Linked DNA regions of Homo sapiens: region 1 is linked to region 2. Evidence: chromatin loops called from intact Hi-C (ENCODE). Cell type or tissue: A673. All regions are shown on one strand. Links, peaks and the distances in the headings refer to the core of each region. The heading gives the core; the rest is flanking DNA.

Region 1 (5,265 bases), core at 59-2,558, 580 kb after region 2:
TGCCTCCACTTTGACATCTCACAACTCCACAGCAACACTACAGGTGGGAAAACATTCACATGTATGTTCGTGGAAACTAATGCACATGGAAACAGGATGCTCCTATGATGTTCTGATGTAGTTTCCGAGTGATGGGGGGACATGCATAGTTTTTTCTACCCAGTTCCTACCGACAGCGCTAGACTTCCAGATTTGAGTGTTTTCCTCTCACTACTGATTTCCAACAGCACCAAAAAGAACAGGAAGGAAAGATGGTAAAATGATGTTAAATGCTATGAAGTCCCTGTCCTCTCCATCTGCCTGCCTCTAGACCCCCTCATTTCTGGGGGAGCTGATTTATTAATCTATTGGAAGTGCTCCAAGTCAACTAATTCAGCCATATGGCCATAGTAGGCCAGTTATGAACTTTTTATGCAGTAAAATTTAATTACAACCATATGATTTGAAATTTGCTTTGATACATAGAAGCTTCCCTTGAACTCTACAGAAATTAAATAATTTTTAAAAGCTTCTTACAAAAAAGTTCAGGGAAAATACTGAACTTATTTCAGGAAACACATGTGTATAGTACACTGGTTATATTTGCACACAGTAAATGTGCAGATCTAAATGCAGCTTTCTGTTCCTCAGGGTGGTCTTGGTAAGCTCTGGCCTTGCAAGCATCTTTGAGTGACTGGTTGTAAGCCTTGCATATATTGCAAGGACAATATTTGCTAAATGGGGCCCCTCACTCATCTGGGCCCTCCCATCAACTCTGAGCCAGCACTCAGCTCTCCCGGTGTGTCTAACAGTCCTTAAGCTGGTAGTGGAGTAATTAGTTTTCCAGATGGGATGAATCCGTGTTTCCCAGGTGAGCACGGTGTCTGCAAAATCATCACAACTAGCAACACCTAGTTCGCCCTTGGACATTCTGACTCAGTGAGGCTGTGGCGGAGCGCAGATAGGGGTCTGGGCGTGCATCCCAGGCGATTCAGAGGCAGGTGACGTGCTGGCCAGGTGGGGCGGGGCCGTCCTGACTGCAGTGCTGGGTTCAGACACTGCTCCCCGGGGAGCCTCATCTCCGCCCTCTTGTGGCCACATCCCAGAACTGCGGCAATGTACAGCATGATGGCCCTGAGACTTGAATATTTGGAGAATTTTTTTCTTAACTCAGAATTTACGTTGAGGAGTGGATCCTGCCTACCACTTCATCTGACATAAAGCTGCTTACTTAGCAGCTCAGTTACTCCCTGCTCACTTCACATATTAAAAGCTTCTCCTAAGACCGGCTATCCTTAAGAGCAGGGGCTGTGCCCTGAATTGCCTGTTGTCCACAGAACCTCCCAGAACCTCCCAGAATCGAGGCTCACGGCAGAGGTTCTGCACTCACCAAGGACGCGGGGGGACCATGTCTGTGCTCATGTGGATCCCCGCTGCTGGGCAGAGCACACCACACATCCAGACTCAACAAAATACATGGAGTCAAAGGTCAGGTGACTGAATCAATGAGTATGTTACACACCAAGAAAGACCCCTCCTCTCTGCACCCCGGGGAGCAGCCCCAGAAGCCTGGTCTCCTCCAGGATGAAAATGCAAACGCAGGTGCCTGGGGGCTCCCAGAGCCTTTGGCTTCACGGTTCCCTCCCGGCCCTGCCTGGAGCTTCATGTGCCTCCCCTTTTGCTTAATGAGAGCCGCTGTCTAAGAGTTAAGGGTTTTCTGGGTGACGTTTAACAATAATAAAGGTGACTGCTTATCTAAGGAATCCGAGCCGCGCACCTGCCAGCCGCGTTTTGTGTTTGTCACTACCTTTTACTTTCACAGCGATTTTGTGAGCTGAGTGGGCGGGTTACCTCCATTTTACAGATGAGAAAACCAAGTCTCAGAGACAGAGCTTATAAACAGCGGGCCTGGCATTCGTCCTGGGTCTGGTTCCAGGTCCTCATGAGCCGACGGGACACTCCCCACTCCCTGGAGGTCTCCTGGGCATTCCCTCCCGTGGCTCCAGGGATCTCCCCCCGACACCCACGTCTGCTTGACTCCTGCTTTAGCTCCCTGAGGGCCCCAACCCCTGGGCATGAGCAAGTTGGACTCCAGCTGGGCCCTGCCCCAGAGTCAAGGTCAGTCGCCTGCTCCAGGGCCCCTGAACCAGCCCAGGCGCAGCCCTTCCTCAAGCACCTCCGGCTTCACATGCATCTCGGAGGAAATCCACGCGTAAATGCGGGTGGGCAATGCCACCTGAGCCCCTGCACGCCTGCTGGGACAGAGCACGTCCAGGGTACAGTGCGGCTGAGCCAGAGGCGGCAGCCACCCTTGTACTCAGCTTAGTTGGGGATTCTGGGAGCCCTTAGTCCCCGCTCAGTGGAGCTGAGCAGAGGGTACCTTACCAGCTTAAAAATTTTGGAAAGCGTGCCCTGGGCATCGACTCCCTTGAATCCCTTGTGAGCCGATTTATAGTCGGACGCTCTGCCTCCGTAGCCAAATCCTGGTCTCTGGCCTTCGGCCCCCTGCAAGAGAAGACCACGGAGCTCAACCTCCACCCGCGGTGCTGGGCACGCTGCTTGAGCCACTGGGAGCTGCCACCAGGGCCCCGGGGAAGGGCCCAGGCCCCGGACTGGACTGGTGAGTGGTTCAGGAGCCACGGGCCAGCACCACGCTGAGGGGGTGGGGGCGGGAGAGGCTGCTCCCCCAGGTCTACCAGGGTGTTGGCCGCAGAGAGAGGAGGGCTCTGGTTTGGGCGGAGGCTCTCTCATGAGATATGCGGCCCAACCACACATATTTTAAGGATCTAAGTCGTTTAGGGAACAGTTGCTTACCTTCACGCTGTGGGGTGTTCAAGAGAAGATTAGCAAACATCAAGCAAATCAAGGTAAGGAGGCTCCTGCCTACACGGGTTTGGAGGACTCGGACCCTGGGGGGCTGTGCGCTGTGTAGGTGCCGGTCCCCGGAGGCCCCGGCCTGCGCCTTTGCTGGGGGCTCCTTTTGCTGATTGATTTGCACAGATTGGATTCTGGTCACATGTGCCCTGTGGTTCTAGGATCTGTCTGGGAGATCAAGAGTCCTCGGCCTTAGTAAAATGTCGAGCCTCGTATCTTTTATAAGGTTTTGAGACAAAATCCTGAGCTCTCTCCCAGGGTGAGCAGGAATCAGTCTCCCTTGGCCATAGCTCGGACTGGGAGCAACAGGAGGCCGGGGCTGCTGAGCCGGACAGAGGGAGGAGGCAGGCCTGGCTGGCACGGGGGGCGGCCGCATCCTGGCAGCAGCGGGACAGCGTCTCAGCTCCCCCACCTCCCAGTCCCCTAGCACCTTTCTAGCTCATCCGGCTGTGTGGCCTTGGGCAAGGGCAGGAACCTCTCTGAGCTTCAGTTTCCTCATCTACGCAATGGGGCTGTGCGAGAACACAAGCCGTTCATGGAGATGCCACTCCTCAGGTGGAGGCTGCCAGCTCTGGGCTTTGGTGCCAGCTGTCATTTATGGAAGAGCAGGCCGCCCTGCCCTGGCCTCATCAGCCCCAGCAGCCCCTCTGGCTTCCTCATGGGCCGTGTGACCGCAGGGGCTTCCTGACACACATGGGTGCGAGTGTCCCAGGACCAGCCTCTACTTGCTACTGTGCTGTCTTCTCGAGTGGGAACTCCACTGCAAACATGGGGAGGAAGGGAAGGAGCTCGCTGTGGGAGTCTGGGCGCGGTGGACGTTAACAATGGGGGGCGAAGTGTCCTCCCACGGTGGGTGCACTGTCTGTGGGAAGGCTGACCACGCTGTTAGCTTTTCAGGGATCTTGGTTGGCCTCCTGAGTCTCTACTCAATGGACAGGGTCCAGACTGCACTTTACATTTTGCCAACAAGAAATGGGAGACTGTCCTTGAGCCCTCTCCTGAAGACTTGAGGGAACCAAACCAGACTGTCCCTCCTCTATCAGCCTGCAGCCTTTCTTCCATTTCATTAAAGTGTTTTAGGACAGGGAGGACCTTGACCAACCTAGCCCATCTCTTATTTAGAGGTGAGGAAGATGACACCAGAGGCCTCAAGGCTTCCAGAGCACCTGGCTGCACCCTCAGCCTCTGCTGGGGGCTTCCCACCATACAAGCTACTTGCACAGTTTTCTTTTCATTCAGCCTGTGCTTGGGAGTGAGCATGGCCACTCAGAACCAGGCAGCTGCTTTCGTGTGAACAGTTGATTCGGGGGCTATCCAGTGAGGTGAGGGACGGGATGTGTGGCAAGAAGGTCTAAGCACTGCACACGAGGGGACAGCCAGCCTCGCTCTTGCGTCCTAGAGGTTTCCAGGTTCATGCTCACTCCCTGATGGCAGAGGGCAGGTTGCCAGCCTGGCTCTACATGGCAGAAAGCCACTTCCCTGCAAGCGTTAAGTCCTTCTGTCTTACTCTATTGCTTTTCTCCAAAAATAAAGCATTTTTGAGAGCTAAATCCGGGGATTGACTTTCAGATTAACAATCTGCGCGGCCTTTCCTCCTTTCCAATCCTTAGTCATGTTTATCTTTGGGGAACCTAGAATGTACCAGGAAACACACAACACAGCTTAGAAAGAGAAAGTGGGGGCTCTCTGGAACTCCAGACAAGGAGAGAGTCCTGCGGCTCTGGGAAACAGACAAGCAGACAAAATGCAGAGAAGGATTTTGCTTTGGAAAAAAGAGAAATTCAACAGACATTAGTAGGACCCAAAAGGGAGAGATGCAGGGAGGAATGCAAGGGTCTTTCTTGTTAGCTGCTGGGGCAGAACGGCCTGTGTGCAACCCCCCATCGCTCCACATTCAGGGAGGATCCGGCACGACGGCCCCAAAGTCCACTCCTAGAAAATTAAGAGCAGATAAAGCAGTAGCTAAAATAAGATTTCTGGGTCAAAAATGAATTTCATTCTTCTATCATCTTTGTCTCCTGCTGGCATAGAAAATAAAAAATTAATTGTGAGTACTAGTCCATGTACATTTGCTACATGATTGTCATCGTTTTGCAAATTCATTAGGTCAGAAAAAGCAAGTCAAATATGCATTAATGGAAAACGTTTCGGTAAATATCTTAGTTCATAATTCAGTGTAATCATGTGTGGGACTGATCTGGGATCCTCATGGTCTCTCAAGTACCCTGCCCCTTCCTCCCTCTCTTCCTTCCTCTTCCCCACCTTCTGTTTTCTTTCCCTGTTCTTTCTTCCTGTTCTTTCTCCTTGTTGTTTTTCTTTTAAAATGTATTCATTCATTTATATGATGCTTATTAATTGAGCAGAAAGTGTAGGTAGGCTCTGTTCTAGCGTATGAGAGCATTGCAGTTTCGG
Region 2 (8,736 bases), core at 2,620-5,119:
TTTAGGTTGTAAGGGAACAAATGTTAAACACAAGAAAGGGAATTTTGGCCCTAACCCAGCAGAGTGGGTTTCCCACACAGGCACTCCTGCTGCCGCAGGGCCTCTGCGCTCGCTGTTTCCCCCGCAATTCACAAGGCTGCACCCCGTCCTAAACGAGCATCTCCCAGACACCAAGAAAGCAAACCTTGTTTCACAGCTTTATCGCCACTATCTAGCGCATCTGGCTCCTGGGAGAGAGACCATCAACAAATATGCATTTATGGGATGAATGAGGTGAGTAGGAGTCATTTAATATCCAAGACTCACATGCAATGAGACAGTGCACAGGAAACTGCTAAAAAGCATGAAGCGCAAGATGAATTCGTTAATTCAGCAGGTATCTCTTAAGGACCTGCAAATAAGAACAGTAACGTTAAGCACAGGCAGCCTCAGGGGCAGGTACGGAATTCTGGCAGCACAGAGCACAGCTCTTAACCCAGTTACCAACCTCGAGTGGGTGCTGAGGTGGACATCCCAGAGCTACAGTCACTGGAGTCAGTGACCACGGACAGGCTGGAGGCCACGCATTCTAGATGAGGGAGTCTCTCTCCAAAACAAGACGCACCAGCACGTGCCGAGGAAATGAAACTCCAAATGACGGTAAGATAAAGCACTTCCCAAATGACGTCACCACCCTGGTCACACTGCAGCCGGCCGTGAGGGTGGGCCAGCCGCCCTGCAGGAGCCAAGTGTTTCAGGGACAGGACCCCGCTCCTCGTCCAGCTCCCCACACCGCGAGCTTCACCGTCCGGAAGTGCGCAAAGCTGCAAGTGAAAGAGGAAGCCCTGCCTTCTTCCCAGCATCCACGCTCCTGACCCAGAAGGTGATCCACGTACAACCTGAAGTATGAGATTTCATTAGCAGCCCATTCTCTTAATTAAAAGCCAGATGGAATATTTGAGGTGATGGCCTCGAATGGTAGATGGTGCTCAGGGCTGACAGCAAATAGGATATTCAGGTCACTGGTTCTCCCATCCCCAGTAGCTGTGATTAGGAGATGGTCACACCCCTCCTTCACTTTCTTCTTCTTAGATGTTCCCTCTTATTTAAAAAGAAAAATCTATGAAACTAGCCCCATACAAGTGTATGGGCATGGGGAACAAATAGGTATTTGTGATATAAAAGCAAACAGCCTCTATCCAAATGACACTGAGGATTTCAACCATATATGGCGCGCAGGGTCACCCTCTTCCCAAGGTGAAAATGCCCAGTGCCAGGAGCCCGACGCTGTCTCAGAACTCAGGGCCACTGCATTCAAAATCATTTCAAGATTTCAGCATTTACTTTTAATATTTGTGAATCTGTAGTAACTTTTATAACAGACATGACTAGTTAACAAAAAACTGGATTTGACAGCAAGAACATCACAGTCATCAACAGTGTTGCTCAGAAGAAGATCCATCTATCACTTTTAACCTGTCCTGAAAGGGGGAAACTTGATGAAATCAGGCGTCCAGATTTCATCACAATTTGAATTTCTAAGACAATCAAAATGCCAGAGACTAAGACAAAACTACATAGACATCTGGGGGGAAAAACAGCCCCTGGAAAGATATTCAAGCTGAAAGGATCTTGGCAGCAGGCAGAGTGGTTCTCCAAACTGTGGAGAAGAGAGGCCATTCCACTGAGAGTGAGAGGCCGGAGCACCGCTGTCAGACGATGTTTTTGGATATGATGTAGAAAATGCACGAGGAAAAGTTGTAGCTATAATATCCACGGGGGCTTTTCCATGAAAAAACAAGACATAAGCTGCCTGTGCAAGGGGAGCCAAAGAAATGCTGAAAACCACTGCCACAGGCTGGTGTGATCTGGAAGTTCTCCTCCTGAAACACAAAAAAATAACCCAGACAGACTCAGTGCTTCAGAGGGACACAAGGAGCACAGAAAAGCCGGGGGACACATAATTGCTTTCAGAGGCTACGCAGTTCAGAAGCAGGTGCAGCCCATCAGGAAGCCACAAGCCCCTCCAGAGGCACCGAGTCGGGGAGACCCAAGCCCCAAACACCAAGGCCATGGAGTAGGAAAGTGACAGCGTGGGTCTTGCCCTCATTCTCATCAAAGGGCAGCCCTGGGCTTTCATACAGAATAATAAACGCTGCTGCCAATCGTCCAGCTCAGTCCTATGGCCAGAAAAGTTTCTTCTAAAGAAATGTCTTCAAGAATGATTCTTATCATGACACATACAATGTGAACTACAAAAAAAAAGAAAAAAAAATCTGAATGACAAGAAAATGCCAGGACTAGAGCAACATGGAACTGAATGGTATTATAAAATTTTGATAAATTATACCCCAAGATGTTTATTCTACTTTTTCTGGATGACTGAGTACACGTTTTCATTTTAAGTGATAATCTACTAACATAAACAACTTGCGAAAGTATGTTATCTGTGTTAACAGAAAATTACATAAATATCTTAGTACTCTGGACACGATATTTTATTTTTGAGACAAGGTCTTGCTCTGTCACCCGGGCTGGAGTGCACTGGTGCAATCACAGCTCACTGCAGCCTCAACCTCCCAGGTTCAAGCCCTCCTCCCACCTCAACCTCCTGAGTAGCTGGCTCTACAGGCGTGTGCTACCATGCTTGGCTACTTTTTTAAAAACTTTTTGTAGAGATGGGTCTCACTCTGTTGCCAGGCTGTTCTGAAATTCCTGGGCTCAAGTGATCCTCCCTGGCATCTCCAAGTGCTAGGATTACAGACATGAGCCACTGCGCCCCCAGCCTTGGAAGCTGTATTTTGATGTCCGAACAAAAACAGTCCCAAATTAAATATAGAATTTCTGACTAGACAAATTATTCGTGTTACTTTTTAAATCAGTGAGTACAGAATCAACAACTTAAAGGTTAATCAAATACCTCTAGCTTCCATGACAGCTTTCGGTTAAACAGCAGTTTATCCGGCATAAAACATAATCAGGTTCCAGAAACCTGGAATTTACTAACTGCTTCCTATTGACTCAACCATAAAGAAGCGTCGCTCAGGTTTGGTTTTTCTGTTGTGAATCAAATGCTGAAGTGAATCGAATTCAAGTTGGCTTTCACGGCTACTCTACACCTTACACACCTTCCTTCGTCCCCAGATCCTAACAGCCAACCAAAACACATCCACTGGAGAAAATACAATCAATATATTCTTTTATTATTTTTTAAAACATGGCAAACCATACTTTAATCAGAGAGCAATGAAGATTTCCACTTACAAATTTATCCAAGTTGGCAAAAAATAATTAGCTAACACGAATCTTTCCTTGTATGACGCAGCTGTCTGAAGCAGATGCCAGCTAGCACAAAGGCCGTACATGAAGTCTTATCAAGAATGGTGGCGGGGACTGTCGGGAAGAAGGTGCTGACGCCGCTGGTAGATGTTAGAATGAAAATAAGGAAGCTTAGAGTAAGGAGGAGAGCAGGAAAGCCAGGCCCATAACACTAGTTATGAAGGAATGGGGGCCTTTCTGAAGGAATGGGGGCCTGGAATCTTCCAACAGGAGTCACAAAGAATACAATTAAACCACTTGTGTGTTTTCTCCTACACAAAGTGTTTTAAGAGGCATAGGAGGGAGTAAGTCTCAGGAAGAGAAATAACACTGTACACTTCTCCGACTTAAAGCCAACTAATATACACACAAACTAGCTAGCACCTGCATGGCTTTCTACAACTTTTTCTATTGCGATGCATAAATGTCCAAAAACACAGAATCCAAATTCCGTGTCTTTTACAAAGAAACTGTAATGAGTCTTTAAAAAAAAAAATCAGGATCACTTATTAGTAGAGTCTTCAGATTTAAAATCAGGCATGTGTCTGACTTACGGAACAAAGGCCATTTCATAACACAAGCGGTCTCTGTCCTCCGTGACAGAGGAAGGCGGATTTCCCCGAGGCATCCTGGCAGCCCGCGCAATGCATGGAAGCTACCACTAGATGGCACCTGCGCCCAAGCTATAGCCCGACTCCCTCCTGGTGCTGGTGCTACGCGTGTGGTCCCCGTACATGGAAGAGCCATCCACTTTTCAACAACAGGCATTTATCTGCAAAAGACTTACACCAAGAGCTTGCCTTAAAAGATCATCAGGACAAATGCAAAATGCACATGTCTTATGAAGCACAGCACTGTCAGTATAGCAATGCATCCTTTTGATCTGCATCTTACATTTCAGTTTGCACCTTCAACAATATTTTCAGAGGCTAAAAATGCAGAGGGCTTTAAATTAATAATATATTTGCATTTTGGCATAGACGGAATTAAGCAAACTATGTCCATGAACATTACATGTGGGGGATTATATATATAGTCAGCATATCCAACTTCAAAAATGTCCAACCTTGCAAAAACTTACTCAAATGTAATGAGTTAGCAATTGACTTAAAGTATGTTAGTCATTTAGTAACTGACTTGAAAATGCTCTCCATGCTGGCTTCAAGGCAGCTCATCTCAGCGAAAGCCTGGGTGCGTTCTAAGCGCTAGAGAGGAGGTTCAGGAAAACAGCACCTAAGTTGTCTTCTGTCACCTCTAGACTCGAGGTCCACAGGTCTGACTTCTAGCCCCAGGGCCCCCCTGATACTGTATAAGTCGGGAAACACTCTCATCCCTTGAACATAGCTCTGGGTGACATCGTCCATTCAATACCGGTCCCAGGTGGTCACCACCTGCAGGAGGAGACCCAGCCACCAGCCCTCACCATGTTTCTGCTTGGAACCAGCAATAATCACTTAAGATTGTGAGTGACATGTGGATGAAATGGAAACTGCTAAGATACCTGGCTCTTTGGCCTAGTTTGGTCTCCCAGTGGGGTGGTTTCAAGGGTAAGGATGTGCCTCTCCCACCGTGGGATGAGCAGACCATCACCGCAGAGCAATCAGCCCTGCCCAAGGGCAGCAGCCCTTCTGAAAGTGGCCCTTCCTGCACACGCCCCCACTTTAGCAAACTCAGGCAGGAGGGTGTGAAAGGGCTGGAAATTCAGAGTGAGCAACTGGAAGGGGAGACAGATGGAGGGACAATTTCCCAAGAGGCCGACTTGGGGCAGAAGCCAGAGAGGGAAAAAGACAACCCCCAGGTCTGAGCCTAGGCCAGAGATGAACACAGGAGCAGGCGAGGCTCACGGTGTTCACGACACAATTTTCTAAGTCCTTTCACAGAGGTTTATGTTACAATTATTGTCATTCTTTGGGTACTGTGATGTGTGTCTTCTGGTAAGACGGACTGAATAATTTGAGAAACAGCTATTTCTGAGCACTTGGTAGGATTTGCTACCTAAACGCCCAGAAAGTTAAAACTTCATTATTTTAGGACACTAAATAAACAAATAAACATCCCAGCTTTCCCCATTAGACATTCTTACTCTTATCGTTCTGATGAATTCACAACCTGGCTGGTACTGACCCCGTACTTGGTTGAGTGTGGATTATAAAGCTATAAGCAGAGAGGGGTGACCAAATGGAATCAAACTACGTAGGCACGGCCTGTCTGGTTAGGAAGCTTGTCCACACAGAAAGCCAGGCAAAACTAAAGCATGTTATGGTTACACATATATAAACAAATGTGAAACATGTAGGTTTTCTACAGCTCCCACATGCAGAGTTCAAACTATTATGTAATATAAATATTGAGTCTCAGAAGTTCCAGTCCACCATGGATACCTAAGGAAAAGATCTGACATTTTACTTAAAAATTTCAGCAACTCTCCCCAAATCACAACACTATATTGTTCCTGAAATATCTCAGGCAGGCTTCCTTAATCACACTGTAAGTTGTAACAAAAGGGTTGTAATTATAGTGTCCATTAAAATGATGTAAACACAATATATATATATATACATTTCTCCTTCAGACTTCATTCCTTCGTTTTCCTCTTCTCTCCTATTTTTAAAAAGAGGAAATAACTGTATTTTCCTTTCCTGTACATCTTAACCCATTTATGCCTAGTGTTCCATTATTGGAACGCTAAGCTCATGGGAGTTATTTATATCCTACTGCTCAAGGTTGTCACCAAGGTCTGATTTTTCACTAAAAAAAGAAATTTGCAACCTCCGGCATAAATGGGTTAAGTTTTGTTCTTATAGTTCACCTTCAATTTATCTTTTTTTTTTTTTTTTTTGTGAACCAAAAAAAAGAATTTCAAGCCCCAATTGAACAATGCCTCAGACAAATCTCTGGAAAGCCCTAATTACTGCATTTATCTTCTCAACCACTCAGTCATATTTCTATTTTGAGAAGGAGTTACAAAATAATATCTCTGCAACTGTTTCGCAGGAGCTCGTTGACCAAGCTGGAGCCCTGGATCTATGAATTCAAAATTTTGAAAGCTAAGTAAGCTGTTTTCCATCAAGTACTACATCAAAAAGCTGGTCACAAGAGGCCAAGCCTAAGTCCGTCCCTCTCCGCCCACGGGCTTCTCCGAGGCCATCTCCGAAACGCCCTGCAGCTGCTGGCAGAGCCCGCATGGGCCCCTATGTGGCCCCTGGACAGACCGACGGCACTCCTGGGGCAAGGTGAGCCCGGAGCACAACCGGCCTCCCAGTCAGTTCCTTCCCGGGGCTCTCAGAGCCAACCACACCCCCGCGCCGCATCTCTCCACCACCAACCACACCCCCGCGCTCCATCTCTCCACCAACCACACCCCCGCGCCGCACCCCTCCACCACCAACCACACCCCCGCGCTCCATCTCTCCACCAACCACACCCCCGCGCCGCACCCCTCCACTACTGTTTATAGGCTCTCAAGAGGGACAGGGAAAACCAGTATTGTTTGAGTGCCAACTCTGCATAAACAATTTCCACAGAATGACTGCACATGCATGTGCGTGCCTATGTGCATGTGTGTACGCGCGTGTGTACACGTTTGTGTGTACACGTGCGCGCATGTGTGCACGTGAACGTGACCAGTGGTCTCTGCATCCCACAGGGAGGGGAGGGCTTCTCTGAAAAGAAATTGTATATGCACAAGCCTTAGCCCCGCGCCTTCTATTTGCTGAAGACATCGCCTCGGTCAACACCAATGAATTCATTTACTCTGTGAATACAAATCCCGCCAGTGGCCACAACAATCCCTCTTGCTGAGTTCAGCAGTGAACGAGGCACACACTGGGCTGTCCCGCGCAGCTGCCTCCAGAGAAGTCGAGAGTAAACCTGAAGAAAGGGTGCCCTCCCGTAACCTCCCAGAGCCACCACCCAGAGGACAGGAAGGGTCCCACAGGCCCCTTCAGCTTTACCATCCTAAGATGCCTAGGTCCGAGGACATTTCCTTTCATCCAAGCTACAGGCGTCCCACAGCTGAGAACCCGGACCTGTGTGACCTGTGACCCCCTCTGCCACCCACGTGACAGGACAGACCATGGACCAAGTGGCCCCTCAGGGACCCAGGCTGTCTGAGGCCCCTGCGGGGGACAGAGGAAGACGTTGCTTCTCCAAGAACACAACTTACACTCGGGCACTCACGGACAGTCGTGATTGCAAAACGGGAAGTGATCTGAAGAGTCGCAACAGATCTGAACGACTAAACTCCGCTCCTTAAACGAACTTCAGATCAGCGATGACTTGACAGGTCTGACTCTCACGTGATTTCTCCTCTCTGAACTAGAAGCGAGCTCCATCGGGCCGCTGCGCTTCTATCAGCTTGAGCTGATGCCCTCCGTGTTCCCACACTGGCAGCTGCCGTCTGCGCTCGCAGGACCACAAGTGATGAACTGATGCCCTCCGTGTTCCCATGCTGGCAGCTGCTGTCTGCGCTCGCAGGACAACAAGTGATCCACTGGTTGTGCCACAGAGTCGAAGCTAGTCGAAGCTACAGGGCTGAGAGCCAGAAGCCACCTGCAAAGGGAGACTGTGCTCACCTGCGCACCTTCCCAGTTGCTGCTGAGCCACCTGCCTGCCACCAGGCCAGAAACCACCAAAGGCGCCTGGCACTACTGTCATTTCCATTATCATCAATGGCTATGACTATTTCTCTGTAATTACCCATGTTTATCTACCCTGCGTTTACTATACATAGGAATAAAACACAACTGCTTAAACTATTCAAATCCACCTGGAAGTCCATACAACAGTACTATACTGGTGCACCCGTTAAGACACTTCCCTTGCCCAGGGCTGCCTGCACCTGTCTGCCTGACCTGGTTCATCTCTTCTCATACACATGCAGTCAGATGAGAAGCCACACACACAGGCACGCTGCAACGCACACCAACACAGGTACACATACAAAGCACAAGCATGTGGTCATGCATTCATGGACATACATACAACTGTACATGCACAGCCACACCTGGGGGGCACACACGGCACAGGCATGTGTGCAGTCACACACGCATTCGCACAACTCACAAGAGAATCGCAGTGTGGTCTGGGTTGGGAATCCAGGACTGCAGGGGTCAGCGACTGTACAATGAGATACAGAGCACCCAGCCCTGACCCTCACGTACCTCCTACAACCAAATACAAGATCTAGAGTTTCACACCCATGAATCCACCATTCTTTAAAGTGAGAAAACAGGCGCATGTTTGGAGGTAATTCTTAAAGCTGAGAGCATCCAATCTATATCCTTAATAACCTGAGTGAGAAATCACACACATACCACGAGCGAAACACATTACAAGGGCCTCACCTTCTCCTATTGACAGATTTCCATCAATTTCATGATCTATATGATGTATTCACATCAAAACTAAAAGATGCAGCTGCCAGTAATGAAATACTTA

What was found. Hi-C counts contacts between places; a loop is a spot of excess contacts. Peaks named below come from ENCODE experiments on the same cell type or tissue, not always from the same donor. Only the 100,000 strongest peaks of a DNase experiment are listed, where the experiment ranks them.
Region 1: it touches region 2 in a loop (4-fold over the local background); 2 of 110 quality-filtered maps call a loop at or near these places.

Annotation. Positions count from the first base shown.
Region 1 is chr18:76,982,411-76,987,675 of GRCh38, forward strand. It overlaps MBP (myelin basic protein), which reads right to left. Exons shown (of 9, transcript NM_001025101.2): 8 at 2,365-2,484. MBP-AS1 (MBP antisense RNA 1) reads left to right here. Exons shown (of 3, transcript XR_935667.3): 3 at 1,317-1,742. Among named protein-coding and RNA genes, the nearest start is that of MBP-AS1, 4.6 kb to the left of the region's middle. RefSeq lists enhancers at 483-1,332, 1,132-1,221. In A673, for the core only: a CTCF peak has its summit at 1,087 (motif pointing left); a DNase peak (open chromatin) is centred at 1,051.
Region 2 is chr18:76,395,131-76,403,866 of GRCh38, forward strand. All of the region lies in intron 3 of ZNF516 (zinc finger protein 516), which reads right to left. Among named protein-coding and RNA genes, the nearest start is that of ZNF516-AS1, 92 kb to the right of the region's middle. In A673, for the core only: a CTCF peak has its summit at 3,958 (motif pointing right); a DNase peak (open chromatin) is centred at 3,991.